Regions from separate parts of the Homo sapiens genome. Here all the other regions are linked to region 4. Evidence: read pairs that join two places in POLR2A ChIA-PET (ENCODE). Cell type or tissue: MCF 10A. All regions are shown on one strand. Region 1 has its middle 19 kb from the start of ZNF366. Region 2 overlaps ZNF366 (zinc finger protein 366). Region 3 overlaps ZNF366 (zinc finger protein 366). Region 4 has its middle 58 kb from the start of PTCD2. Region 5 overlaps TNPO1 (transportin 1). Region 6 has its middle 70 kb from the start of ZNF366. Region 7 overlaps ZNF366 (zinc finger protein 366).

Region 1 (4,000 bases), 150 kb after region 4:
AAAGGTGTGATAAATACTTTTTTAAAATGACTATTCATATTGATGCCAGAATCTCCAATATTGATTAACTTGGATTCGCAACTGAAAAATCTTATTCACTGGTCTCTAAAGACAGGTTTGCAGAACTTCCAAAGTTATTTATATTCATCCTCCCCCATAAGCAATCTAGATTGATCAACATTTAGTATACATAATGGCACTGGTACTCTCACTTGGTCCATATATAAGCTGGTCATGGGTCACAAACAGAACTTGAGTTATCCTGAAGGAAAAGTGGGAATTCACACCGTGAAGAGGTTGACTGTTATACTACCGTTCTTTCACTGGTGTTTAGTGTATTGTGACACAATACAGTTTGTATGTTGTCAACTAACAATTTTTTAAAAGACTCCTGCCCTCTAAATTACAAACTAAATAGAATTACAAGTTAAATAGAATAATAAGTTAAATCAAATAATAGTGCAATTAATAATAATGCAGTTAATAATTCTGCAAAGAATAAGAAAATGGCAAAGCAGACATTTTTCCTACTCCTTCAATCATATTACAAAGTAAAAATAATGATAATTGAATCAGATCCACAAAGAAGCCTACACAGAGGCCAAAGTGTATTGAACTCCACCAAGAAGTTTATTTGAAGTATAGATTTAACCCATCAATTAATGGAAACCCCAACTAATACCAGCTCATGAAGAAGAGCCATTGCAATTGGCAGAAAACTTTAACGTATGGTTTATTACATGTTTTCTATCTTTTGAAAAGTTCTTTTGGGTATGTTTCATAATAAACTAATATGATAGCTTATATGTATAATTTATAAACAAACACAGATACACATTTTGGGGATGTATGCTCAAATTTGAGGAAGGGGTACATAAAGAAATCTGGAGACTCCAGACTTAGTTTAAAAAGCAGAGCTCTTGGGTGGACCTTCAGAGTGACATGAATTGTAGGGCTACAGGGGAACTGAGAGGCCTCAGGTCATTGGACAGGAGCGGCTGGGCACTGTGATGTGCTGACTGTGAAGTCAGACAAAGACTCCAGGTTGTCTGTGCTCTATCATTATAGGACCTTGGGCAGATGACATATCCTCTCTGTGTTTTTAAAAATACAGCCCTTAGACAATCTGCATCAGCACTGAGGCATTGACTAAAAATTTAAATTACTACCCTGTGGTCTGATCGTCACTGACCCTCTTCTTGGGCCAGAAAAGGGTATTTCACATTACTGAGCATTTTCTTTGTGTCAAGCCCTTTCTCATATTATTATTTTGTTTGATACACATAACAAATATTCCCATTTGTGAAATATTCCCATTTTATAGATTAGGACAGTGAGCGTGGTGGACAGACCTTAGGGTGACTGCCGGTAATTCCTGCTGTCTGCTGTTCAAGCCCTTTGTAATCCACTCCCTGTATGTGTGGATGAATCTGTGACTTGCTTCTACTCAACAGAATATGGCAAAAGTGATAGGCGATCACTCCCTTGCTTAGATTAGATTATACAACAAAGATGTCGGGCTGTCACCCCATAATTATGTTGTGATAGAAGTTTTAGCAGACTGAAGAAGCAAGACTTTCCTGCTGGCCTTGAAGAAGCAAGTTGCCATCACATCAACTGCATATGTTGAGAGTCACAAAGCAGGGAATTGTGGGAAGTCTCTAGGAAACTTCCAGCCTCAGTCCTGTAACCACAAGGAACTAACTCTTGCTCAACATCCCCCTAGGGTTAGAAGAGGACTCTGAGCTCCAGGAAGGAAGGAGACCTGGTCAATTCTTTGCAGACAATCTTGTGAGGCCCCAAGCAGAGGATCCAGTTAAGCAATGTCTAGATTCCTGACTTGCAGGAATGGTGACATCATAAATCTGTGTTGTTTTGAGCTGGTAAATTTAAAATATTTATTACACAGCAGTAGAAAATGAGTACAGTGGACATGCATGGTGGTTTACACTTGTAATCCCAGCACTTTGGGAAGCCAACACAGAAGGATTGCTTGAGTCCAGGAGTTTGAGACCAGCCTGGGCAACATAGTGAGACCCCTTCTCTACAAAAAAATTTAAAAATTAGCCAGGTGTGGTGGCAGGTGTAATCCCAGCTACTGGGGAGGCTGAGGCAGGAGAATTGTTCGAACCTGGGAGGAAGAGGTTGCAATGAGCCGAGATCACACCACTGCACTCCAGCCTGAGTGACAGAGCAAGGCCCTGTCTCGAAAAAGAAAAAGAAAGAAAAGGAATGCAGCAAGTGATTCGTCTTTTTTGTTTTTTGTTTGTTTTTTGTTTTTTGAGACAGGGTCTCATGCTGTTGTTCAGGCTGGAGTGCAGTGGTGCGATCTTGGCTCACTGCAGCCTCTGCCTTCTAGGTTCAAGCAATTCTCCTGCATCAGCCTCCCAAGTGGGGGCCCACCACCACGCCTGGCTAATTTTTGTATTTTTAATAGAGACAGGGTTTCACCATATTGGCCAGGCTGCTCTCAAACTGCTAACCTCAAGTGATCCTCGCACCTCGGCCTCCCAAAATGCTGAGATTGCAGGCGTGAGCTGCTGCGGCCAGCCCCCAAGTATTATTATGTATCAGAATCATCTTGCTTGAAGGTGGATAGTGTTCTCCAATCTAGACTTATCCATAATAAAGCTGATATTTGTATCTTCATTCTCTATCTTTTGTGGCTATTTCTCAGCTGGTTCCAAACTCAGAGTTGGGGGGAGATATGACTGATTATCAACTCTAACCCCAGCACATCGTAGCATTACCTGCTCTTCTCCACAGGGCACCTTCCCACCCATTGTTCATTTGAGCCTCAAAATAATTTCATAAAATCAAGACAACTTTTTAATTGTTTAATATCCATTTTAATTTTAGACCACTCTATCTAAATGTGAATTTTATTTTTATTTATTTTTGTCCTCCTAAGCATTCAGGATGATTTTTCAGTCTGAGGATTTTTATATTTTTTCAATTAAATTTTTTCTCTGTTATTATATTTTTAGGTAGTTTTTCTGCCCAATTTTTATTATTCATTCCTTCTGGAACTCCCATTGGATGTGTGGTCTGTGTTTCTCTGTCTATTTTTCTTTTACCTGAACTCTTTTATTCTATCTCCTCTTTCTAGGCTAGGTCTAGGCTAAGTTCTGTATGACCCCTCTCAGCGCAATCTTCCAATTCTTTTATTCTGCCTTCAAGTCTGCCCAGTCTCTTGTTTATGCTAAGTATTAAGGTTTACTTTTTGAGTGTGTTTTTTCCTAATTCAGGGAATAAAATTTAATTTTCAACAAGCTTATTTTATATCTTCTTGTTCTTGCCATATAACCTCCCATTTAATATCGAAAGAATGCTATTAATACATCCTTAATCTCTTTAAGAATTCTAAGCATGTTAAGTTTAAAGTTATTTGAAATTTATATGTCATTCCAGTTTCTTTGGGTATGAATTCTCACTCGTCGAATCTCATAATGGATTCGTGTTGCAATAATTTTTTGTGTGTGCTTTGTAGATTTTATTTGAGATTTCATCTTGCATGAAACTTTCCTGAATGCCTGTTCCTTCCCATGGTTGCCTTAGCCTGGCCTTCTAGACCTCACACTTCCAGGATAGTCTTACATGAAAGTTCCAATCATTCAGCTCAAGCAGGTAATGCATTACACCTGTGCCCTGTGCTAGCCTGGTTCTCTTTATTACATGGGCTCCTCTCTACACAAGTAGAATGTTTCTAGCCATAGCTATGTGGTCAAGCAGAAAAATTTCAGTCCCAGTTCCCTGGATGGAGGTGCTGTCCAGCCCCCTGCTTAATTCAAGGAACTTGGTCTCTCATAATAAATAGAGTTCTCTTGACCCTCATTTCCAAAGGAACTTTGACAGCACCTACTCCCTATGAGCCCCATAACTTCAACTTTCCAAACACTTGCTATTTTTTTATTTTTAAAAGAGATGTTCCCTTTTTCTCTAAGACATGTATTTTAAAAATATGTTATATTCCATTTCTATCACCATGCGTTATATGTTT
Region 2 (4,000 bases), 110 kb after region 4:
GTACAAACCAGTGATATATCGCCATGCTCCCTGGACACCTGTGTGGCTCTGGCAGAGTTTGGGGGCTCTCCTTGAATCACAGGGGAGACAGCCTTTCACTTCTAGATATTGATCCTAAACTGTACCAAGGGGAAGGATGAGAGAACAAAGTTGTGTTACTACTAAAACTGCCAGAGATATTTAAACTGTGATGGGAATGATGGGCCTGGGGCTTCATCCCACTGGAGTATTAAGTAAGAATCATGTGCTCCTGGCCCTCAAGCAGGTTTTTTCATCTGTACCATGAGGGATACACAGTATTTAAGGGGAAAGTTTAAAATCTAAGAAAGTCTGAAGATCTACTTAAAAAAAAAACTTTTTATTAAGGAAAAGTTCAAACTATGAAAGTAGACAGAATAATATCTGTCCTTATACTTAGTTTCAATTCATGACCAATCTCATTTCATCTATACCTCACTCACTTTCCCCACCTTCCGACTGGGATGCTTTTGAAACAGATCCATGACATCATATTATTTCATCTATAAATATTTCAGAATGTATCTCTTAAACATGGGTAATTTTTCTTAAAACTTAGCCACAATAGTATATTATACCTAAAACTCAATAATTTCATTAATCGCCGGGCGCGGTGGCTCACGCCTGTAATCCCAGCACTTTGGGAGGCCGAGGCGGGCGGATCACGAGGTCAGGAGATCGAGACCATCCCGGCTAAAACGGTGAAACCCCGTCTCTACTAAAAATACAAAAAATTAGCCGGGCGTAGTGGCGGGCGCCTGTAGTCCCAGCTACTCGGGAGGCTGAGGCAGGAGAATGGCGTGAACCCGGGAGGCGGAGCTTGCAGTGAGCCGAGATCCCGCCACTGCACTCCAGCCTGGGCGACAGAGCGAGACTCCGTCTCAAAAAAAAAAAAAATAATAATAATAATAATAATTTCATTAATCATTTAAATAGTCAGTATTCAAATTTCTCTAGAAAAATTCAACTCTTTTGCTTTGGAATGAAGGCCATTTTGGAGTTTTGTCAGTTCACTATTGAACTAGTCAAATTCCACCTTTCAGATATCATAGAGGTGTTAAGGTTGAAAGGAAAGATCTCTTCAGGAGCGATGACAAGAGAAGGAAAAACTATTTGGACTTCCTTATCCAGAGTCAATGATCATTAAGACTGAAAGGGTAAGTACCCATTACCCAGCCCCATCACACTTCCTTATTGTAGACTGAGGCACAGGATAGTAAGCTGATGTCCCCAAATGCACACAGCTAATTAATGACAAAGTATTCAATTTTAAAATGCAAGAGGCTCTATTTAAGTCTTACCTGCTTTTTAAATTACCATAGAAGGACCTATATTTCCAGTGCTTTGTTCATGACTTTAAAATGTGTGTGGCTTGATGGTTTAGAGCTGTGCTGTATAATTCAGTACTCATCATTAGCCACGTGTGGCTTTTGAGCACATCAAATTCAGTTGACCTGGATAGAGGTACGCTGTACATGTAAAATGCACACTGGATTTCAAAAATTTAGTAAAAAAACATTAAAAAATGTTTAGTAATTATTGTATTCTCTTGATTAAATGCGGAAAAAATATTTTTCAACATTGACACTCAGCACATGTTAGAGTGGTCATTTTACATGGATTTGTGTGATTATTCACTTAATGTCTGACTCTCTCCATACTGTTTGCTCCATGAGGTCAGGGATCCTGTTAGTTCACAGTCACTATTGTGCCTGCCCCATAACAGACCCTCAGTTAAAGAAAGGAACAAAGGAAGAACAACTGGAATCCTGCCTGCTCTAGCTGTGTCCCTTCCTTCTTTATTACCTCTTCCCAGTTCACTAATGTGTTCTTGGACAGGCCATCTGAGTAACCTGGTATATGAATTAGCAAATCCTACGGGCTCCATTTTCAATGTCTGTCTAGAATCCAAGCACTTCTCACCACTTCCACTGCCTCTATCCTGGTCAGGCCGCCAGAGGTTCCTTCCAGGATCATTGTAACAGCCTCCTGACTCTTCTCCTGTCTTCTCCCTTGGGCTCCTGTCTGCTCAACACAATAGTCAGGCAGGTTCTATTAAAATGTAAATCAGATCTTGTTATTCCCCTGCTCAAAACTCTCTAGTGATTTTCCATCTATTTCAGAGTAAAAGCCACAGTCCGCGCCGTGGCCTACAAGTCTCTACATGAAGTTTCTCCCTGTTACTCCTATGATCTCATGCCCTACCACCTGCTCACTTGCTTCTTCCACTCCCACTCTCCAGCCTCTGGTTGTTCCTGGCACACACCAGGCATTCTCCTACCCCAGGGCCTTTCACTTGCTGTTCTTTCTGCCTGGACAGCTCTTCCCCAAGATACCCACGTGCCTCTTTTGCTTCCTTCAAGTTTTTACACAATACTGTGTCTGAAGTGAGGCCACCCGAACTCTGGCTATCAAGCACTCCGTATTCTCTCTCCTTCCTGACTTAATTTTTCTCCATATCTTCTAACACACTGTGCACCTTACTTTAGTCATTGTTCATTTTCCTCCACTAGAATGCAACTCTGTGTACACAGGAATATTTGTCTTTTGTTTCCTTATATATTCCTGCTGCCTAAAATAATGTTTCGTGAGAGGTTGTTGCCTGGTAAACATCTGTTGACTGTGAGACTAAAGCTTAGCCTATGCACCTGAAAAATAGGCAGACTTGAGACCAGCCATTGGGCTTGAACATGCAGAATTGGCCTGTGCTGTCAGTGGGACCAACTCAGCTCTACCTTGGTGCTAGTTCAGGAGACTTGGAGGCTCCTTGCACTCAGATTGGCTGCCCAATCTTACAGCTCAGTTCTGATGACTGTGAGGCCCAAGGAAACAGTTTGGATTCAGGGAGGGTCTAACTGGCTCCTCCCAACATCCTGTGTACCTCCCCTGCCCTACACCACCACACACAAATATACCACAACATTCTCTCCCTTCCCAAGGACAGACTTGGGCTATTTCTAAAAGTGAGATTCTGATCCAAAACAGTAGCCAACACATAGTGCATCCCATGTGTACAGGAAAGGACAGGAGACCTCTGAGCAATTTCCTGGCCTTACATTTTTCCATTCCAGTAAATGAGGCCTTCTTTAGCTCAGGAATCTGTCTCTGAACCAAGCCAATGCTGTAATGGTGCATGCCATTTGTTACTGCCTGGCTTATATCTTTGTTCTTTTATTTTCCTTTTCTTTTTTTTTTTAGATGGAGTCACTCTGTCACCTAGGCTGGAGTGCAATGGCCTCTGATCTGGGCTCACTGCAACCTCTGCATCCCGGGTTCAAGCGATTTTCCTGCCTCAGCCTCTTGAGTAGCTGGGATTACAGGCGCCTGCCACCACGCCTGGCTGCTTTTTGTATTTTAGTAGAGACGGGGTTTCACCATGTTGGCCAGACTGATCTTGAACTCCTGATCTTGTGATCCACCCGCCTTGGCCTCCCAAAGTGCTGGGATTACAGGCATGAGCCACTACGCCCTGATTCTTATTTTCCATTTTAAGTGATCAACAATTAGGTTCTTTCTGTCATGAAGCTTTGACAACCAGCTCTTCCAGTTGGCTACCAGTTTAGGCATATATAATGCTACCGGAGAGTTTCCTTCCTAAACTGGCATTTTATTCAATAATGCATAATACTGAAATTGAGCTCTCTGTCTTCAAAGAGTTTTGCAACTTTACACCTCATTAGGCTGAGCAGTGCTTGAGCTCGTGCTTTATGGATTGGACCCCAGCAAGGTTAAACAATTTGCCTCAGGCTAAAACCTGCTTTGCTCTAAACAAAGTACTTTGTCTTTTTTAATGAATCAGAAAAATATAATGAATAAAAAATGTGGTTCCCTAACAACTATGTTTTCAGTAATTTGATTCCAAGTCATTTCCATATGCCTTTTAAGGCCATATTTGGGGTTCTTCCTAGTCTTCTGATATCATTTCACAGTCCTTCTCCCCTCCTCTCTCCCTCCTCCTCTTTTCCTTTACCCTCTTTGGCTT
Region 3 (4,000 bases), 93 kb after region 4:
TGATAGAAATATTTTGTATTTTGCTTGTGGTGGTAATTACACAACTCTGTAATTTGTCAAAATTTAAAGAACCGAAGGAATGAATTTTACTGAATTTAAATTAAAAATGTTAAAAAATATAAAAGAAATATACAAAAAATGCTATTCTGCACGTCGATATTAAAAGTGTATATGAGGATATTTAGAAAACATCTAGCAATAGCCAAGGTGACCAGACCCCACCCAATAATCAATTCATATTTGTGGAATGTGTCCAATGATATTCATATGATATATACAGAGGGGAACAGGGTTATGAGAATTTAATGATCTTAATTCCTGCTCTTTCCAAAGGGGAGATTTTAAATATCGTAGATACCAGCATTTTTGTGTGTGTATAGTCTATTCAGCAAGAATATTGTGGGGGCAGGGATGATGCATTAAGTTATCCTTCAAGGTAGTCTTTTGCCTTGATTGCATGTTCAGTGAACAATCTTCTATAATTGCCCTAACATTCCTTGAAATGCAAAATCATCTGGAGCCTGGCACAGTGGCTCACGCCTGTAATCCCAGCAACTAGGGAGGCTGAGGCCAGAGGATTGCTTGAGGCCAGGAGTTTGAGATCACTGTCTCTGCAAACAACAACAGCAACAATAACAACAACAAAAAACTTAGCCAGGTATGGTGGTATGGGCCTGCCTTCCCAGCTACTCAGGACGCTGAGGTGGGAAGATTGCTTGAGCTCGGGATTTCAAGGCTGCAGTGAGCCCTGATCATGCCACTGCATTCTAACCTGGGCAACACAGCAAGACCCCGACTTAAAAAATAAATAATAATAATAATGAAGTAGTCTGCTATCAGTGGACAAGATCATTCTGGCCATTAGAAAATATACTTCTACCTCTTGTAAATCCAAAGATTGGTATTGATAGGTCATTCTTGGGCATCATATCCCCTAAGCTTGATGAACTGAGTTCTCTGACAACATGGAAGTTGTTTATTATAATAATCTCCACACTTGCAGGCCAAATCCTAAGTTGCCATGGCCCCACCAGATGCTGCTCTCCCATGCAGCCTACCTGAGCAGCCAACTGCCTTCTTTCTTTGACATTTCATTGGCTGTATCCGCCATATTGCTGCAAGATTCTGCAGGGCAGGAGGAGGAGAGAACCTTCCCCAGTGGAGTCTTTATGGAGACTTCTAGGTGAAACCTTTCTTTCCAAAAGAGCCAGAAGTGAACCCCTCACTTCTCTGAAGCCTATCACAATTGTTGGATGTTCCACTCATTGGCAGGGTCCTGTGCTGCCAGTCACCTTTCTGTGTGGGTGGATGTCCTATATTTCTAACATAGTTTGGTTAGAAAGTCAGAAACTTGCCTGGTGCCTCATACATGGTTCAAATCCAATCATTACTTGGAAATTTACTTGACAAATAACCGTGTCCTAGGTTTCTCTTGCTCCCTGATCCCAAGCAAAATTTTTCCATTTCCGGAAGACAGGACTAACTGGTTGACTTGTCCTGTCCCAGTTTATCCCAAGCCAACCTCGCGTAAATTAACTGCCAAGAACATCTCCCATGAGGAAGGTGCTTTAGCCATGGCATAGCAGGGACTGGGGTAGTGCTCCTCAGAATGGATGGCCCCTGCTTCATCCTGGCTCAGGCTCCTTGGCCAATGAGTGGCATGTTCCTTTGATATGAAAGATAGAATGTCCTGTTTCACTGAAATAACATAAAGGAATGTGGGAAGGTTCTGAAAATGCCCAAGGTGACAGTGGGCAAATGCCAATGAGTCTCTCAGTGAGTATGCAACCACAGAGTAAAACACACCCACATTCCTGCAAATACAGTGTGTCCTGGGGGAGCAGGCCACCATGATTTCCCTCACTGACTCAATAGCTGCAGATTCCCCGTGACTCTCCATGCAAATGCTCATTCGCTTTGTGGAAAAGCCCATCCTCATGGGCAGATGGGTCTGTGACCCCACTGTTCACTGTTTCTTTTTATTTTATGTAGTAGACTTCTTGCTATATTTCTGCCTTCTGATGAATGATCACTCTGCATCTGGATACCTTTTCTCCCCACTTTACATTTTTATTGTTCCAAGTCTTCTCATTCGTCTGCTTCATATTGATTTTTTTCTATTGATTCTGCTCACTAAAATCATTCTTATAAAATATACATACTGATAAAATACATGCACTTATCTCCTTGTGTACATGTACAGATAGCCTAGCTCTAGAAGGAAATAGAAGAATCTGGTATTATCTGCTGTCTCTGGGGAAAAGGACTGTATGGCTGGAGGAGGAAGGTTTGGGAGTGAAGCAGCTGAGTTACCAATTTATGGAGGGGCCGTTCCCATCATAGTCTATGGGTGGGTGCCTCTGCAGCTGTTCAGTGCCTGGGTGGAAAGGAAACTTTTAATGGTATACTTTTGCAACTTATACTTCTATACACTGTAGATGACTTAGCTATTCAAACACTTGCATTAAAAATGTAAAAATTCATATTGGCTTTCAAACAGCAAACACTCAGACAAAATTAGACTTGGGATTCCCTTCCTTTTGAGCTCTGAAAAATTCTCTTGAGGCATTTTAATAGACTCCTTGATTTTTCTGCCCAAGGTCTTAAAAAAAATTTTTTTTTAAGAGACGGGGTCTCACTTTGTTGCCCAGGCTGGTCTTGAACTCCTGGCCTCAAGTGATCCTCCAGTCTTAGCCTCTGCCTAAGGTCTTTGGATGCTCCTGTCAGACTTCACCCAGGCTTTTTCTTTGGGCATACAGTTTTATGACCTAGGCTTGTATCATCAGGAAAATAAATACAAGCCACAGTAAAAACTCAGACTGTGAGGAACTGCCCTGCAGGTATTCACTCAGCAAACTGCTTCAAGTGTCTCTTCTGTGTCTGCACTATGCTGGGTGCCAGGAGGACAATGTCTTATAAACCAAAAACTAGGTTCAAGGAACTCACCATCTAGTGAAAGAAACTGACAACCAGATGTCGTGCAAAACATTTTAGGAGCTACTAGAGGAATATTGAACTGGTTGGTTGATTTACTGAACATGAGAGAACAAAAAGCAGAACTACATTTCCTTGACTAACATCAGAAACTATTTTCTTTCAAAATGTTCTTTTTTTGTGTGTTTTTATTTAATCATTAAAATGTCAGTTAAAACAACATGAAAAGGATGAAGGACTATCTTTGGATGTGAAGGATGAGAGAAAAAGTTTCCCCTTTCCCAACCAGTGCCACAGCCTTCCCTACCAGTGGGTTCTGTAGAACAGAGGAAGAATTTGGGGACTTGCAAAATTAGGCTGACCTTCAATTAACTGCATTAAGAAAGCCAGTAAGTATAAGTCCAAAAATGAACTGCAGTTAACCTTGAAATAAAGAAGAATCGGTTAGAAAGATTCATAGTAATTACAGAATTACACACTGCAAATATGATTAATCCAGTTTCTCCATTCCAGCCCTCCGAGTTTCTCCCTGGCTTCTTCCCCAGTGCTGAGAGGGCACTCTGGCGTGTCAAGGGTGAGCCCTGTAGATTTTGGCAATGTAAAGTCCTTCCCCGGGGCCCTAATGTAGTTGAGTTGCTTAAAAGCTGCTTTCAGGGTAAATGAAAAGTCCAGTCCTATTTGTACCACTGTAGAACCACACAATATCAAAGTGCAAATCATGCCCCAGCCCTCAGACAGAATCAGTCCCCCTTCCTCTCAACTCCCACAGACTATGCCCACACCCTCGAGGGAGCTTCCTCATGGGGTATTGCATAATCTAACCTCCCACAACACTGGGATCTCCTTGAAGCCAGGGACCATTTCCTAAACCTTTCTGCGTTGTCACTATCTTATACAATCACCAGTACTTAACATTTGTAAGTGATGGATTTTCAAATTGCTATAATTTGCTAGTCTTAAGAGAATTTTGTTCTGTTCTTTTACAATAAATAGTAGATAAAACTGCCTGGAATGTGGATATGAGGCTGGAGGAGGAGCAGCCATATTGGAACAATGAGGCAACAAT
Region 4 (4,000 bases):
GTTTGAGAATCACCCAGCATCTGGCCTGACCCAGGCCTCACAGCAAAGCCCCTTGATTTGGTAGCCAGAGGTTGCTTTCACATCTTGACATCTTCACAGTCCCCTGAAAATGGTAGCCATTTCATTGAGTCCCTGGGTGTAGTGAGTCTAATGACCTGTGCTTTAAGCACTAAAGAATGCAGTGAGTTGATTTTTCAGACTCAGCAGAGAAAGCACTGGGTAAAGAGTGTGCTCTTGGAATTATTAAATAGAATAACTCACCTCTGCTTCAGTGAAGACTGTTCCTATTATAGTAAACAATTTATCTGACACTACACTCTTAAGGAAAAGTTATTTAAGTTCTCTCCTAGCACAATACCCTCCACATTGAGGGCAGCCAATTAAGGCTTCTGCTTTGGTTGTATTGCTGTTTCCTTGGGTGGGGAGACCACAAGTTTAACTTTTGCTTGAAGGACCTCTTCCAGTGGTTTTGTCAAAGCTGTGAATTTTATTACCTCAAGTGTGTCAAGGAAGAGGGGCTCCAAATTTAGCCTAGGGCAAAAGGAAAACACAGATCAACCTGTTGCCATTTTTCTTTCTTGTTAGAGAGAAGTACTCTGTTGCCCAGGCTGTACTCAAACTCCTGGGCTCAAGAGATCTGCCCGCCTCAGCTGCCTGTGTAGCTGGGACTATAGGCACCTGCCACCATGTCCGGCTGATTTTTTTTAACATTTTTTGTAGAGGTGGGGGTCTTGCTACGTTGCCCAGGCTGGTCTCGAACTCCTGGACTCAAACAATTCTTCCTCCTCAGCCTCCCAAGTAGGCGGGACTACAGGTGTGCCACGATCCTGCTGCCATTTTTATCCACTGGATTTCCACCTACATGATTACTGAGCCCCGCAGAGTCCAGGGGTTAAACTCCACTTCAGTTTTTTCACCAATAAAACTGACAAACTAATTCATCGCCAAACTTGATACTTAATCTCTGGTAAAGGAAAGATATGTTTCAGCACCAATACTCTTTATGTTAGCCATGCCCAAATTATATAAATACCCTCAATAGCTGCAAAATGCGGGGAAGAAAGCATTTGCTGATTTTTACTCTTCCCAAAGCAAATCCACAAGTACCTTAGCCAAATTGCCTGCAACGTCTTGTAATTTCATGGTGATTTTACTTTGGAAAAGAAAAAGGAGAAATAGAAGGTAAAGTCCTAGGAACTGGACTTTATCTTAATCATCTATCTCTTCTCACACTTGGAGTGACAGGAACAGAGAATGAGGATGGAAATGGTATGATTGATACACATACAAAATCTCACCCGTGGTTAAGACTTTCAGGGGAAATTTAGACCACAGCCTCGGCTTCCCAGTACTCGCTACCCTTTGGAGTAGTTCTGTTTTTAAAAATCAAAAACACAGCATTCGGAGGCTTCAGATAGAAATTATTACAAAAAAATTGACAGAATTTCTCTTCATCAAACGTGATGCTGTACAGCAAACTTAGTTTCTGTGGAGGACAGGCAATTTTAAGCTCGTGACTATTACAGAGATGAGGAGGGAGAGGGACTAAAAAGGGTCCTTGCTTAATAAAATGAAGCCAGCTGTGAAACATTCCCTGAGATTACAGGGGCCCTCCACAGTTATGCGTGCCTAAATCACCTCGAGTCTCTTCCTATCCCAATCCATCTGACACCTGTCTCCAGGCTAATCCTTCTAATCTGAACAGCTGCCTTGGAGACGTCATGCCTTGCCTTGCCTTCAGTGACTCCCCAAGGCCTCCAAAAATGTCAGTTACGCCCTGGCCTGGCCTTTATATTGTGCAAGAATCTGGCTGCCTCTGACATTTAATCTCCCTCTATTCCAACAGAAATCTGTCACTCCAGTGCCCACACCACTTTCTGTTTACCCACCTCCACATATTTACCTGTAATGGTCTCCATTTTCTTCATCTGGAATATCTCCCTCTAACCCCTTCTCAACCACCAACTTCAACATATGATGCAAAGAGTGTGATTTGGAATTAGAGAGATCTGGGTTAAATTCTAGCTCTACTACCTGCTTGCTGTGTGTTGTTGGGCAGGTGTCTCACCTTCTCTGAACATCAGGTTCCTCATCTATACACCAAATTCTCTATACACATCAGGTTCATGGTAGGTGCTCAGTAAAGGTTAACTCCTTTTTCCTGCATGTCTACCCAAGCTCCTAAATCAACTAATTTCTATCATATGGGCCATAGCATAGGTTTGCATGTGAGCATAAGGTTTATGTTCAGTGTTGCAGATTCACCTCTATTCATTAAAGGTGTCATAAAGGAATGGGCCAGGTCAGGAATATAGAGATCATAAGACCTTCTCAGGACAAAGCTCAGAGGCCGGGGCATAAGGGCTCATTCTCTGCCAATGGCACACTGAAATTTCAGCCTCAGGGGAGTGGAACCCAATAGGAGTACTTGGAAAATAGCCAAGCAGTTCACGGACGGGAAATTATAGCATTGCCATGACTCACTGTTAGACAGTTGAAGGAGTTCCTGAATAACAATTTTTTTTTGTAATTCCTAAGAAATTTACAAAAGATGCCAATTAGCAGATTCAGTTCCACGGCACTTGAAGCTTAATTAAAAAAAAAAAAAGCAGATGCATTAGACATGCTTACAATTCCTCTCCCACTTCTAAAAAAATTGCCCCACCAACAGATGTTTAATTTGCCAGGTAATTTGCCATGTGATGAAACCCCTCTTTGCCCATATCTGATTGGTGCAAGGGTAGTCACCTGACCAAAGGGCAGCCATTCCCATAGGCTGGACAGTAACTATGAGCTATGTCCTAGTGCAAAAAAGATGAGCTGAGCCAATCATGTTCTCTGTCTTTCCTAAAACTAGGAAACACAGAAGGAATGAGCCCACAGCAACAAGAACAGAAACTGCAAGGATGCTGTGATATTATAAAGTATATATTTGGTCTTTGTCTCATTTTCTGTCATACAGCTCCTAAAATCCTTGAAATCTCCAAAGTGATAAGAGTATCTTTTGTATGCAAATGAGATGACTGGTGGCTGGCAGCCCTAGGTTGCCTCAGGATGGGGGTTGATCCCATAAAAGACCAAGGGGGGATTATAGAGTTGGAACGTTCAGCCCCATTCTCTAAACTTGGGGGAGGCTGAAGGTTAAGTTGATCATCAATGGCCAGTGATTTAGTCAATCATGCCTAAATGAAGTTTTCCTAAAACCCGAAAGTACTGGGTTCATGGAACTTCCAGATAGCTGAACAGGGGGAGGTTCCTGGAGGGCGGCTCGCCTGGGGAGGGCTTGGAAGCTCCTTGCCTCTTCCCACGTACTTCACCCTATGCCTCTTTTTCATCTGGCTTTTATCTATATCTTTTGTAACACCTTTCAGGATAAACCAGTAAACCTAAGTGTTTCCCTGAGTTCTGTAAGCCACTCTAGCAAATTAATCAAAACTAAGGAGGGGGCCATGGGACCCCTGATTTATAGCTGACTGGTCAGAGCACAGGTAAAACAACCTGGAGCTTGTGATTGTCATTGGAAGTGGGGGACAGTGTTGTGGGACTGAGCCCTCGACCTGTGGGACCTGACGCCATCTCCGGGTAGACAGTGTCAGAACTGAATTGATTTAGAGGACACCCAGCTGGTATCTGCTGCAGAACTTATTGCTTGCTTGGTGTTGAGACAATACACCCACACATTTGGTCGCAGAAGCGTTGTATGTTGTGAGAGCATAGTGAGAGAAACAGAGTTTGTTTTTTTCCTATATCCTTAGAGATGCCCTGAGGGAAGGAAAGTCAGGGACATAGCAAGCAAAACCTATGAGTAACTCACAGTTAGGGAGGTTCAGAAACCTCTAATAAGCAGGATAAGCCAGGCGGTAGAGAGGAGATCTGAGCGGAAGCACGAGGAAGAAGAAGCCGTGAGAAAGCGATGGAGACAGTACTGGGTCCCCAGAGCTGACCAGTTTCTCAGGTGACCTCAGTCCCCAATACTATCTCAGTTCCTACAATAAAACCC
Region 5 (4,000 bases), 470 kb after region 4:
ATGGTACAGCCATCCTCAGGATGGATGTGATAATGAAGATGCCTTTCAGACTTGACTGCTATTGGTCCCTTGCTTTAGTTTCTTGTTTAAAAGGGCAGCTAGGGGGTTGAGTGGGCTATCTGAATGTCACCTCAGCAGGTAGGGTATGCCTGGTAGCAGCTCCAACTCTAATATTACTAAGGCTCAGACTTTAAGTTCCCCATCCCCACTGGTATCAGGGGAAATTAAATTGGCATTGTTTAGCTTCATGAAAATTAAAAGAATGTGCTGGTGGAGATAAAGGAAACATTCATATTGTTGGCGTGTGTGAATTGCGTAACTTTTTGGAAAGTAATTTGGTAATAACTGTTTAAAGTTTTTAAATTCACATACTTTTTGGCCTAATAACCCCACCAGGTTGCCACTATTATGTAGGGACATTGGTACAAGAATTTTTTTGCTGTGTTGTTGGTAGTGGCAAAAAAGTAGAAGCAATCTGGAAGCCAATCAGGAGATGGTTGAACAAATTATGCTCTATCCATTCTCAAGACCAATGTGCATCTATTAAAAGGTGAGTTAAATTGGTATGTATTGGCCCGGAATTATGGCCATGTCATATTAATGTGTAAAAAACGTTGTAGAGTTAGTATTAGTGTAGTATGGAGGATGATCTTAAAAAAAGAGGAAAAATATATGTGAGATTAGAATGTAGAAAGATTCACATAAAACTGTTAAAACGGGTTCTCTAGGGAGCCTGGAGATAGGATTGAATTAACTTGTCTTATACAACCATGTTGTTTGATTTATTATAATATTTGTAGTTTTTTAAAAGTTTCTGAAGTTAAGAGAGGGAAGGGGAGAAATCTATAGTGATAGAAATTATACTGGGGATTACTTTAGGAAGGGTTGATGGCTGGGATTGGACACAAAAGAAACCTCTTCATACTCAGCGATCTCTATCTTGAGCTGGGTGTTGGTTACACAGATGGGTTCACTTTGTAAAAATCCATCTATGGATCATATGCTTATCATTTGTACAATGTTGTGTCTATATTGTATCAAATAAAAGTGTATAAAAATGACAGTGGTACAATGGAATACTATTCACTTTTTATTGAAATATTTTCAATAAATATTTAATGATATACGAAGTCAGGCAAGAAACAGGACAATCCCATTATTATAAAATATAATGTGCATAAAAACACATAGAATGAAGACTAGAATAAAAGCACTACAGTATTAATACATTTTATGTCCAGATGGTGGTGATTTTGTTTTGAGTTTTTTTTTGTTTAAGAACAGTTTATTAGATTGGGCCATTTACGAAGTCATTAGAACTTGGTGAGCAAAGTCAGATTACAGGCTATTAAGCAGAAAAATAAGAGTGAAAGAGAGAGGAAAAGGCATTTTTAAAAAGAAAGAAAAAGCTAACTAGAGAGGTGGAAAGGTAGTAGTTTTTTTAAGCCCCTACTAGCAAGGGACTTTTCATGTTAAAAATCCTCTCCTTTATCAAACTGTTTGGTTTTTACAAATAAGTCATGCTTGATACTTACATTTTGTTGTTTTTGTTTAAGCATTTAGTTTTAGTGAAAAATGTCATTAATAGCTTCAGTTGACTGTAGCAGATGCAACTCATAGTAGCTTTAAAAACCTATATTCGTGTCTCAGTCTTCACTGATTAAGTGTGGTTGTTTGCTCAGATCTTTTTTAGCTTTAGTTGCCACATGGAGGCAAATAATACCTCACTAGGTTGTAATGAAAATCAAATGAGAAAATGTAGTATGTGAAAATACTTTAATGGAATTAAACACTACCCAGTTGTAAAATTACATCATTTTTATTGTGTTTCCTTCGACCCAAAGTCCTTACTTTTGGAATGTAGTTATTTCATAATGGAATTTATTTCCCTTAATAGGAGTTCAAAAGTTGAAGTTTATGCAGAAATGCAATTTTTTTTAAGTCAAGTTCTGCAAATGTTGCATATAATGGTTTTCGAGGTCTGGGTTGCGACTGCATCAATATTTTAGACTTTTTAGTGCCTTATATATCAAATTGAAATGTAAACATTTTTATTGCTTCTAATTATTGCTGAACTGTCAGGGAAATTAACAACCTTTTTACCCTATTTCAATCATTTTTCGTTAATTCACCATGTGTATGTAAAATAATATACCCAAAACAGATCTCTTCAGGTGTTTCGCAGGGGTTTTGATAAGGACTTGACTTTTTATTAGCCCTTAAGTCAGTAGTAATCTGGACGGAATTAGAGATGGGTTGGGTTGGAGAAAACTGCGTGGCACTAGGACCCAGGGGGCTCCCGTGAGCGGATCTTGGGGCCAGATTGCAAATTCGCGGTGACTCAGTCTGGTCGGCTCCTTGCGCTCGGCGGCCGCGGCGGCAGCAGCAGCAGACGCTGGCGGCCGGGCTGCCAGGAGCAGTTCCGCCGGGTTTCACTGTCCGTGACTTCCTTCGGGGCACCTCAGGCAGGTCCGCGGCGTTTGGGGAGCGCTGGGGTTGTGGTGGCGGGGAGAACGGGTCAGCTGCGCGCGGGAAGCCTCTGGGCCTGTGCACCGGGAGTAACAGTTGCTCCGTCTCTTCCTGTGTCTGGCTTTATTTGCAGCAAACCAAGATGGAGTATGAGTGGAAACCTGACGAGCAAGGGCTTCAGCAAATCCTGCAGCTGTTGAAGGAGTCCCAGTCCCCAGACACCACCATCCAGAGAACCGTGCAACAAGTATCCTTTCCGAGGCCTGGCCGCCACCCGCGCAGCTCGCCCCGCGCTGCGGCCCAGCCCCCGGCGGCCGGGGGCTCCCGTCGCCTCCGCCTCTGCCCCTCCCCCATCCTCCGAGACCGGCCTCCTCCCTGGGTCCGGGCGCGGGGGAAGCCGCCGCTGCCCCTGCCGGGCGACTCGCGCACGCGGCCCTGGTGCCTGGGCCGGGGGCGCCGCCGCGTGGGGCTCACGCCGCCAAGGCCACCGGCTTCCGGCGCGCAGGAGGCGGGGGCCCCCGGCCGCCGCCCGGGATCGCGACATGTGCGCGGGCCGGGCCGCCACGTCCCCGCCCGCCGCTGACCTGCCGCGGGGGTAGGGAGCGGGCGGGCGGGAGCGGCCCGGGCCCACACAATGCGCCCCGTGGGTGGGGGTGGCAGGCCGAGCGGGAGGCCGGGTGGAGGGCGCTCTGTGCGCGGCGGAGCTCGCCGCCTGACTGGCCAGAAATGGGTGGAGCTGGCGCGGGGTTTGAACTGCAGCTGTGTGGGTCTTGGGGGTTTTTCCACGTCCTTGCCCTAAAAAGGCTGGGGACCTACAGGTGGGGGAAAGGGGTCTCTGTGCCTCACCCTGGGGTTACTGGTGTTAACACCTGTTGCGAACTCCTTGTCACCCAAGTGAGATTTTCTTTTTAAAGCTTTGGCTCAAGGCTGACTGCACAATTATGTAGGTCTTTACCGAGTGTGCTGGTGTAGTGATCCTGTTGCTACGGTTTTAGAGACAGGAAAGGTTAAGAGAACCAAAACTCTACCACGTATGCTTTCTGTAGTGCCCTAAACCGTGCTCAAATGGAGAGCTCTTACTGGATGCAGTAAAGGAAACATTCACTCTATATCATGAATAACCTTTTAACCCCCGTTTTAAGCCTAAAGAAGTTAGTTAAGTCTACTATTTTTTGCAGAAAAGCCTCTTGATTTTTATTGTCAAAAAGCAGCAAAATTACTTAATATGGAGTTTGGTAAGTAAGCTCTTCGTGTTTGAGTTTATTTACATTTAAAACATCTGTAAAGATGAAGTTATTTACCCCGAGGGTTTCGCAGAAATACTGCATTGCCGTAATTTAAAACCTTCAATAGATGACAAAATTAGTACTTACCTTCTTGGTTAATGTAGTACTTCCCATTTAAAAGTGGAAGGGATAATGATTTAGATCTGCTTGGATTTTTTAAAGCCATTTTGTTTGGATACTTCTAGTACTGAGGAAAGAACACTTTTGGAATGTATTGCCGTTTGTATCTTGTAAACAGTGCTATG
Region 6 (4,000 bases), 59 kb after region 4:
ATGTATCTGGACTCCATTCAGTGAATAAAAACAATAAAGACTGTTAACTCTTTGATTGTGCAAGTTCATGTTCATGGGTGTATTACTTCATTGGCTGTATCAAAGATGTCCTCAAGGTCTATGGAGATGAAAAGGACTCTGCAGCCTCACATGATGGTCTTGAAATTCTAGCCTTTCCATTAGTTTTCTGATCTTCTAACTCAGTGTTCATTTGGCATTGTTATTCTGTCATTTCTTCCCAGAATCTGTGTCTGAGAAGCCTCATTGCCTTCCTCAGTCTTGACTATTTACTTCTTCACCAGTTGTAACATAGGCAAAACTGAGAGAAACCAGATGGACTTAGTTTTACATACATTACTTAGTAAATCTTCCCTCCTGCCAACTAAGTGAAGAGCACGGTTTTCATGACAGCATAAAAATCTAATTGATCCCTTCAGTCATTATGTGAGGAGATGGACTTTATATCAAGTGGCATTTTATTTTGAACTTAGAAAAATATGCATCTTATTACAATTTACCTTCAGTATAACAAGTCCATTGGACCTCCACGTCAGATTTTGAACCATTCATTTCTAAATTATTTGCTACCTCCTTAATCCAGGCCAGTATTATCTCTCAGAGATTATGGAAACTGCCTTTTGATGGTCTTCTAGCATCATCCTGGCTTTCTTCCAACCCTATCCACTATAGTCAGAATGAGCTTTCAAAAACTGAATCTCATTATTTCACCTCCTTGCTCAATGGCTTTCCATGTTAGCCTCACCTTGCCGCACACACCCTCTCCTGCTGTGCTCTACCACACCGTCTTAAGGGGTGAAGAGAGGCAATTGACTCAATCTTGTATGTATACACTCTTGCAAAACCACTGCTGAGGATTTTAAATATTGTCCTGACTTGGATAACCTGCCATTCCAAGTGAAACTGTTTTCTTCGCTAGACTTGCCACAGGTTGGAAGGGAAGCTGTCCTTCAGCAATGATAAATGACACAACAACAGTCTGTGCAGGTGGAAGATGATGAATAGATTTTACCTTATCTATCCCCTCATTTGACACAAGGTTGATACCAGTTTCCTAGAAGAAGAAACAAAATTATTTGCCAGAATGCTTAATATAATGAATTGTTAAACTGGCCATACTTTATATATATATATATATATATCTCCCAGGACCTTTGCATCTGCTGTCTGCTCTATCTGGAATGCTCTTCTCTCTTTCCCTGGCCTGTTTCTTCTATACTTCAGTTCTCAAATTAAATTTCACTTCCTCAGATAGGCAATTCTTCACCATTTTACTTAAAGTAGGCATTCACTATTATTCTCTGTCTAGGGTAGAGCATGTGGATAGACATATGAGAGTGAACACAGAGTATGAAAATCTTTATATCACATGTTAATACACATCATTAGATAGCATCTACCATGGAGTAGACATTAAATAACCTGGCAGACAAAAATGACCTCACCAGTTGACTTCAGCCACCCCAGTGCTGGAGCAAAGAACATGTGAACAAAGTAGCCACATTGGCAGACATTACACACGGGTCCAACAGCAAGAACTGCATTTACAAAGGCTGATCTAGCTACTACCACTGCTGGATATCCAACATGCCAACCATGAGGACTGGTGATGGGTTTCCAGTATGACACCACTGCTCAAGAAAACCAATCAGTCACTTGGTAAGATGTTGACTCTAATGAGCTCCTTTCATCCTGAGGGGCCAGTGGTTCCTCATTACAGGCATAGACACATACTCTGGGTATATGTTTGCTTTTCTGCTCATGGGAACTTAGCCAGCACTACTATGCAAGGGATGGGGTTATGGAATGCTTGCTATGTTGGCATAGAATCCTATATAACATCGCATCAAGCCATGGCCTTCAGCTTATAGTAACTGAGGTTAGAAATGAGCCCTGGCCACAGGATCTACTGATCATATCAAATATGCACCACCCAGAAGTGGCTAGCTCCCTACAGTGCTTCTTGGAGGCAATACTCTGGAAGGATGGGGTGCCACCCTCTGGTATATAATTGAATCAAAGACTTTTATGTGCTGCTATGTCCTAATAGAAAGACTGCATAGGTCCAGGGACCAGGAGAGGAAGTGGGAGTGGCCCCGCTTGCCATCACTCCCAATAACACTCTGGGGTGATTGGCGGGTTGCAGGGGGTGGTGGTGTTGTACTTCTTATCATGTAACTCTGGGCTCTGCAGGGTTAGAAACTCCCATTCTCAAAGATGGTACACTTTCACCTTGGAACATAGCAAGAGTATCATTAAATTATAAGCCACAGCTGCCACCTGGACACTTTTATTCCTTGCCTCCAGGGTACAGAAGACAAGGAGAAGACAATCACCATCTTGGCAGAGGTAATTGACCTGATCATCAGGAGGAAGTAGGGCTGTTGTTACAGTGGGTCAGGAAGTATAGTATTGAACCCAACGACCTACTTAGGCTCATTTTGATACTTCCTGGCCCACTTGTGATGTTAAATGAACAGGCACAGCAACCTTATTCCGCAAAAGGCATATGTCAAATAGCATATGAGCTGCTGTAACGAAACACCATAGACTGGGTGGCTAAAACAACAAACATCTATTTCTCACAATTCTGGAGGCTGGGAAGTGCACATCAAGATGCAGGCAGATTCAATGTCTGGTGAGGGCTCTGTTCCTGGTTTGCAGAGAGCTGCCTTGCTACATCCTCACATGGGAGAGAGAGAGAAGGCCTAGTCTCCTCCTCTTCGTCTAAGGGCACTAATCACATCATGAGGGCCCCATACATAACTTAAATCCAAACCTAAGTGCCTCCCAAAGACCCTACCTCCAAACACCATCACATTGGGGATTATGGTTTCAAGATATGAATTTTGGAGGGACACAAATATTCAGTCCATAGTAGCATGGTGACAAGGGCTCAGACCTCTTGCAGATGAGAACCTGGATGAAATCACTAGGAAAACCACCAAGACTGCCAGAGGTGGTATCTGATGGTGAGGGGAGTCTAGACTGGGTAATGGAGAAAGAGAAAATGAGTATCAGTTTTGGTCCCTAGATTCATTGCAGCTGTGGGGGCTGAAATTTGTGGTCACCTTCTCTTCTAAGTTTTCAATCGAGAAGAGAAGCCCACTGGAACCTGCAGGAGATGCTTCATGAATATGCATGAATAAGTGGACTGGGGTGAGGCAGAGATGAGTCACCTAGTCTCTCTTCAAGGAAGCACTTGCACCTGAGCTATGAGAGTGCAGTTGGCAGACAGCCTCCACCTGCCAGCTCCTTCGGGGTCTGCCTCAGTTGCAGAGAGTCACACCTTTCCTGGGGAAGCCCACATCTGGTGACTGAGCCAGGCAGGGGTGTAGAGGAATGGACATTTCGGTTCAAATTGGCACAACTCTGATGGGCAACATTTGCCCCAGAGCTGCCCACCATGCTGGCTGAGGCTTTGTCAGGGCTGCACTGCAGGTTGCTTTCTTCCTCTGCTCAATCTTTCTTTCCTCTTCCCTCTTTTTACTGGTGTTCATCCTTAATAAGTAGCTTCCATCCAAATTTGTCTCAGCATCTGCTTCCAGAGAACCCAACAGGCTATAGGCTATATGCTTTGCCTGCTACAGACAAAGGAGAAACTTGCTAACTAGGTAATTTGGGGCATATACATACATATGCGACTATGTAAACCACCTGGCACAGTGTGCTTGGTATATCACAGTGTTCAATATGTGCTGCAGTTTTGCTGTTTTAAAGGGAAGCTCCCCAAGAATGGACAGTCCCCCATGCTGACACAACTTTGTGAGGTTTCTGCTGAGGACAGGAAGCTGAGTGCTCAGTCTTCTGGCCACATTGTTGACAATCGCAGTACCTAATTCTTTTTTTTTTTTTTTTTTTTTTTTTTTACGGAATCTCGCTCTGTAGCTAGGCTGGAGTGCAGTGGCGCGATCTCAGCTCACTGCAACCTCTGCCTCCCAGGTTCAAGCAATTCTCCTGCCTCAGCCTCCCGAGTAGTTGG
Region 7 (4,000 bases), 74 kb after region 4:
TAGGTTCTTATCCAGAACACTTGGCCTTCTCATCTTTCACAGAAGATTGTCCTCATCTGAAAACACCCAAGTGTATGGAGATATTTTATGTCTGTGAAACTCAAGAGAGAAACCTCTCACACACTGTTAGTAAAGAGAGGCCAGAGAAAGAGGATGGGGCCAGTGAATCACAGTGCTCTTGGGTGGAGCCTGAGATGTGAGCCCCAAGCAGAATTGTCACACTAGGGGATGGGAGTTAGACGAGAGGGAGGAGGAATGGATAGGAAGGACCACCAAATCTCTAGGTTCTTCTCCAGAGAAAAGCAGCCATTGAAGTCAAGGTCTCCTTAAATCATGTGATGTGAAGCTAAGAGTGTGCCCAAGCAGGACCTGCTGAATCATCTCTGCCAAGGTCTGTGGAGATGAAAATAGGAGTGGATGTTGGTTCAGGAAGCCGCTGGAGTGGTGAGGACTCTGATCTCATTGCGCAGGTGCGCATCTCCACCAGCGTGCCCCCGCTTGACCTCTCGGTCACTCCAAGGAACACCGTCAGTGTGTCTTGACATGAAATCTCAGCTTCTCCATCCACCCGCTTTTTAAGATGGAGGTAGACTTCAAAATTTAATAAAAAATGGAAAAAAATATTTTAAAGTGCCCTTTAAACGTGGGTTGCATGGGTTATTAGGCTTTGAGATGTCAGAGTAGTGAGAGGAGGTGTAGACACAGAAGGACAGAGAGCTTGCTCCATTTTCTCTTCTGTATAATGTTGATAATAGTCATTGTTTCCTATGAAGGTTGTTGTGAGGATCAAGTGAGATAATTCACAAGAAGGACTTGGCAAATAGTAAGAGCTCAATAAATATTAGCTCTTTTTACTATCATTATGGTGTATATAGTAGATTCTTTTACATTCCAGAAATGGAAAGCTCTTTGAAGATGAGGGGAATATTAAAGGAAGAGCCAAATGAGGAATCTGCTTAGTAAATATACCCACCAGGCTACTTGGAGTGTAGTAGAAATGCAAGCGGTTGTGCCTGCCCCAGGTCTAGGAAATGAGGATGGAAAAAGAGGCTTCATCCAAGGTTCAGGGCTGGGAGAGGGCCGAGTTATTTGGCTCCCCCATCCTTAGTCTGCCCTTTGAACAGCTGACGGATGCCTGTGTGCTCCGGGCCTCCTCGTCCCGGCCTCCTGGCACCCTTCTCCTCCCTGGTCCAGAGCCTGGAGGCACCTCAGGCACTTGCCATGAACCCCAGTGGCCATGCTGACAGCCATGGAGAAGTCGGCTGTGGCCAGAGACAGGGTGATAGCAGTGGGCAGCCACTGGGCTGGGGCCAGAAGCAGCACACCGCCTCGCCCCAGCCAGCCTGGTGTGAGCTTTAAAAATGAGATGCACCAGGAAGCCTGTGTTTTCCTATTCAGAGAGAAGAGGTCAGAGAGCTGTGGCCTGCAGCTGAGGAGAATGGCCTCCGTGAAACTGCCCTTCCCGCACATTCTTCTCCCTCTCTCTCTTTTAATAAGAAGGGTGTTCCTTTCCTCAAAGGGAGAGAGAGGGAGGGAGGGAGAGAGAGACTGTAAACTGTCCAAAAGGACCGTGAGAAAACAGGAAGCTTTGAAAAGTACAAGAGAAAGCAAGATGAAATCTATTTGCAGGCGGTCCCCTGGGGACATGTGAGGCATTGTTAAGCAGGCAGTTCATACGGCTATATCCTTCCTTCTGCTGAGGAGGGCTTTGCTGCCAAAAGGCTGCTATCTGGTCACTGCCTTAACCCCCTCCATGCCAGCCTGAAAACTCTGACCCCAAACACTGGGCCCCTCAAAGCCCCCCATCTGGTTTCTTCCTTCCTGGAGCGTCAAAGAAAGTGAGGGGAAAATGGAGCCAGTTTGACAACAGTGGTGGAACCCCTCTGCAGGGAGATCTCATCCCTATTCTGACAGCTCTGCCCTCTGGCCTTCAGCCTTCTGCTACAGACAAGGTTTCAGATGACCTGGTGATTCATAACTTAGGCAGCTGCCGGCTTCACCCATCTCAAAAGAGAATTTGTCCCGGAAATTCTGGATGGCTGTTTTTCCTGGACAGGTTTCCCGAAGACGGCAGCTGGTTCTTTGCTGTTATGGAGTTTGGCCACTACAAGGATAGGCTCCAAATCAACCCCTGTGTGCTTACCCAGAATCTGGGAAGCATATTTCTGAAAAGTGGCTTAAGTCTACAGGCGCAGATCTCTGGAAAAACTCCAGCTGGCTCCAAGAAGCACGAGTCCAAAAGTCCAGCCAACAGCAAAAGAGCCGAGAAGGGCAGTAACTTTTTTATAAGGAAAAAAAGAAAAGAAACATGGAATGGAAACCTTTCCTCTCCTCTAATTTTCCATCCTATTGTTAATGCCTAATCCCACAGTGAGTGAACATTTCTGCGTGCTAGGGACAGCTGTTTCCACTGAGCACTGGGCTGGAGAAGATCAGTTCATATTGAGACAGGAGGAAGGATGCATGTTAAGAAGGAATTTTAATGGTGAGAATCCCCCAAAATTAGACTCTGTTACTAAAAGCCTCTTCCTTGTTGTGAGTTTTTGGGTAAAGGAGAGAGAACGAAGACTGCCTCTTCTGCCCAGCCACGTCAATCACAAGACATGAAGTGGATGGCTCTTCCCTGTTATGGCAACAAAACACAAGTTCAGTTGCCTGGCTTGTACTCCAACACCACGGAGCAGCCAGCCAGCCATGTCTCTCAGATGGCTGTGAACTGCATTGCAATGGGCAAATGGCCCTCCATCCCTCTGTCAACTCCCAAATCCCCAACAACCTTCAACCAAGGCCAAATTTCCAAGAATCTAGCACAGCATAGTTGGGAAGCAAGAACCACAGGACAGCATCTTGAGATGGCTCACGCCACCATGTGACCTGGAGCTAGTTTACAAATGCAAAGAGCCTTGTGACATAATCTGTAAACCCAGACATGCTCTGCAAGTCTGTTGAAATGAAGAAGGGCAATGGTACAAAGAGGGCACCCAGCAGGGTGACACTGATGGGAGATGGGGACAGGGAGAGGAAGACCCTGACTGTATGCTTTGAGCACTGTCTCAGAGACAGAGGGCTGTGAGTCAAGGTGGCTGACACTCATTCTTGTTTCACAAATGGCTAAGAATGGAGAAGGCCCACCTTCTCCATTGCTTCACAAGAACGCCCTTTCACATCCAATTCTTTTTGTCTGATGATAGATGACACTCTCTAGGGAGCCTCCTGACCTCTAGTGAGGTCTCCTGAGAGGACTTACCAACAGGAAGAAGCAACCTTTGCAAATGACCAGTCCAATTCCTGTGCCAGGCCCATCTCTCCCATTGTAAAATATAAGCTGTGCATTGTTTCAAAGCTGGCATTCTACTTTATAAACCACTCTCTTATGGGTTGTGATGGTGTGGACCAGACATGGAGCCTCATCTAACCTCAAGAAATGGGTAAAATAGTTTCTGAACTGTAAAGCTGAGCATCCAACATCTTTTGGACCATGTACATGCACCATCATTGGAGTGGAGCAGGAAGGAGCCATCGTTCATGAAAGGAGGCCCTGAACATCAAGCTGGGATTGCTCATTGCATCAAAGGCCCAGGTTCCATAGCACCTTGCAGTTTCTTGTGCACTAATACTAGAGAGAACCCTCTAGATCCTCAGATACTACCTGGTCCAAGAAGTCCTCCAAGCCCCTGAGGGTAGAGAAGCAGAAATGCCTTTGTACCCTCAAACCACACACAACCTACACTGGCTTTGCCCCCTGACCTAACCCTATATTTCAGGAACGTTTTCTGCCTGGTTTTACCACTGCTACTGGACCAGAATTGATGAGGTGGAGGTAGGAGATGGCTGAACTTGACAGATGTGAATTTTCAGGGGATTATAAACTATGTTAATGGCTCTCTTCATATTTTAGCAACTTGACTCCACCACTATCAGTTGATAAGATTAAAAATTCAGTTAATGCTTGAAGCCCAAGAGTAAACTCAACACAAGGAATGAAGAATGGCAAAGAGAC

The links. Peaks named below come from ENCODE experiments on the same cell type or tissue, not always from the same donor. Only the 100,000 strongest peaks of a DNase experiment are listed, where the experiment ranks them.
Region 1: POLR2A ChIA-PET joins it to region 4 with 10 read pairs; 4 of 35 experiments call an interaction of 5 or more read pairs at or near these places.
Region 2: POLR2A ChIA-PET joins it to region 4 with 18 read pairs; 3 of 35 experiments call an interaction of 5 or more read pairs at or near these places.
Region 3: POLR2A ChIA-PET joins it to region 4 with 14 read pairs; 2 of 35 experiments call an interaction of 5 or more read pairs at or near these places.
Region 5: POLR2A ChIA-PET joins it to region 4 with 19 read pairs; 3 of 35 experiments call an interaction of 5 or more read pairs at or near these places.
Region 6: POLR2A ChIA-PET joins it to region 4 with 10 read pairs; 3 of 35 experiments call an interaction of 5 or more read pairs at or near these places.
Region 7: POLR2A ChIA-PET joins it to region 4 with 16 read pairs; 2 of 35 experiments call an interaction of 5 or more read pairs at or near these places.

What each region holds. Positions count from the first base shown.
Region 1 is chr5:72,524,276-72,528,275 of GRCh38, forward strand. No RefSeq gene overlaps it. Among named protein-coding and RNA genes, the nearest start is that of ZNF366, 19 kb to the left of the region's middle. RefSeq lists a silencer at 1-41. In MCF 10A, no CTCF peak of the experiment used is centred here; a DNase peak (open chromatin) is centred at 1,736.
Region 2 is chr5:72,483,583-72,487,582 of GRCh38, forward strand. The region is part of intron 1 of ZNF366 (zinc finger protein 366); the gene reads right to left. Among named protein-coding and RNA genes, the nearest start is that of ZNF366, 22 kb to the right of the region's middle. In MCF 10A, no CTCF peak of the experiment used is centred here; a DNase peak (open chromatin) is centred at 2,269.
Region 3 is chr5:72,469,246-72,473,245 of GRCh38, forward strand. The region is part of intron 1 of ZNF366 (zinc finger protein 366); the gene reads right to left. Among named protein-coding and RNA genes, the nearest start is that of ZNF366, 36 kb to the right of the region's middle. In MCF 10A, no CTCF peak of the experiment used is centred here; DNase peaks (open chromatin) are centred at 1,786 and 3,506.
Region 4 is chr5:72,376,385-72,380,384 of GRCh38, forward strand. It overlaps the pseudogene RPL10AP8. Among named protein-coding and RNA genes, the nearest start is that of PTCD2, 58 kb to the left of the region's middle. In MCF 10A, no CTCF peak of the experiment used is centred here; DNase peaks (open chromatin) are centred at 1,767, 2,417, 2,737 and 3,757.
Region 5 is chr5:72,845,783-72,849,782 of GRCh38, forward strand. TNPO1 (transportin 1) reads left to right here. Exons shown (of 25, transcript NM_002270.4): 2 at 2,603-2,716. Among named protein-coding and RNA genes, the nearest start is that of MIR4804, 31 kb to the right of the region's middle. RefSeq lists enhancers at 2,187-2,426, 3,227-3,406 and a silencer at 2,777-3,116. In MCF 10A, no CTCF peak of the experiment used is centred here; a DNase peak (open chromatin) is centred at 2,329.
Region 6 is chr5:72,435,151-72,439,150 of GRCh38, forward strand. No RefSeq gene overlaps it. Among named protein-coding and RNA genes, the nearest start is that of ZNF366, 70 kb to the right of the region's middle. RefSeq lists a silencer at 3,135-3,224. In MCF 10A, no CTCF peak of the experiment used is centred here; no DNase peak of the experiment used is centred here.
Region 7 is chr5:72,450,734-72,454,733 of GRCh38, forward strand. The region is part of intron 3 of ZNF366 (zinc finger protein 366); the gene reads right to left. Among named protein-coding and RNA genes, the nearest start is that of ZNF366, 55 kb to the right of the region's middle. In MCF 10A, no CTCF peak of the experiment used is centred here; DNase peaks (open chromatin) are centred at 1,598 and 2,038.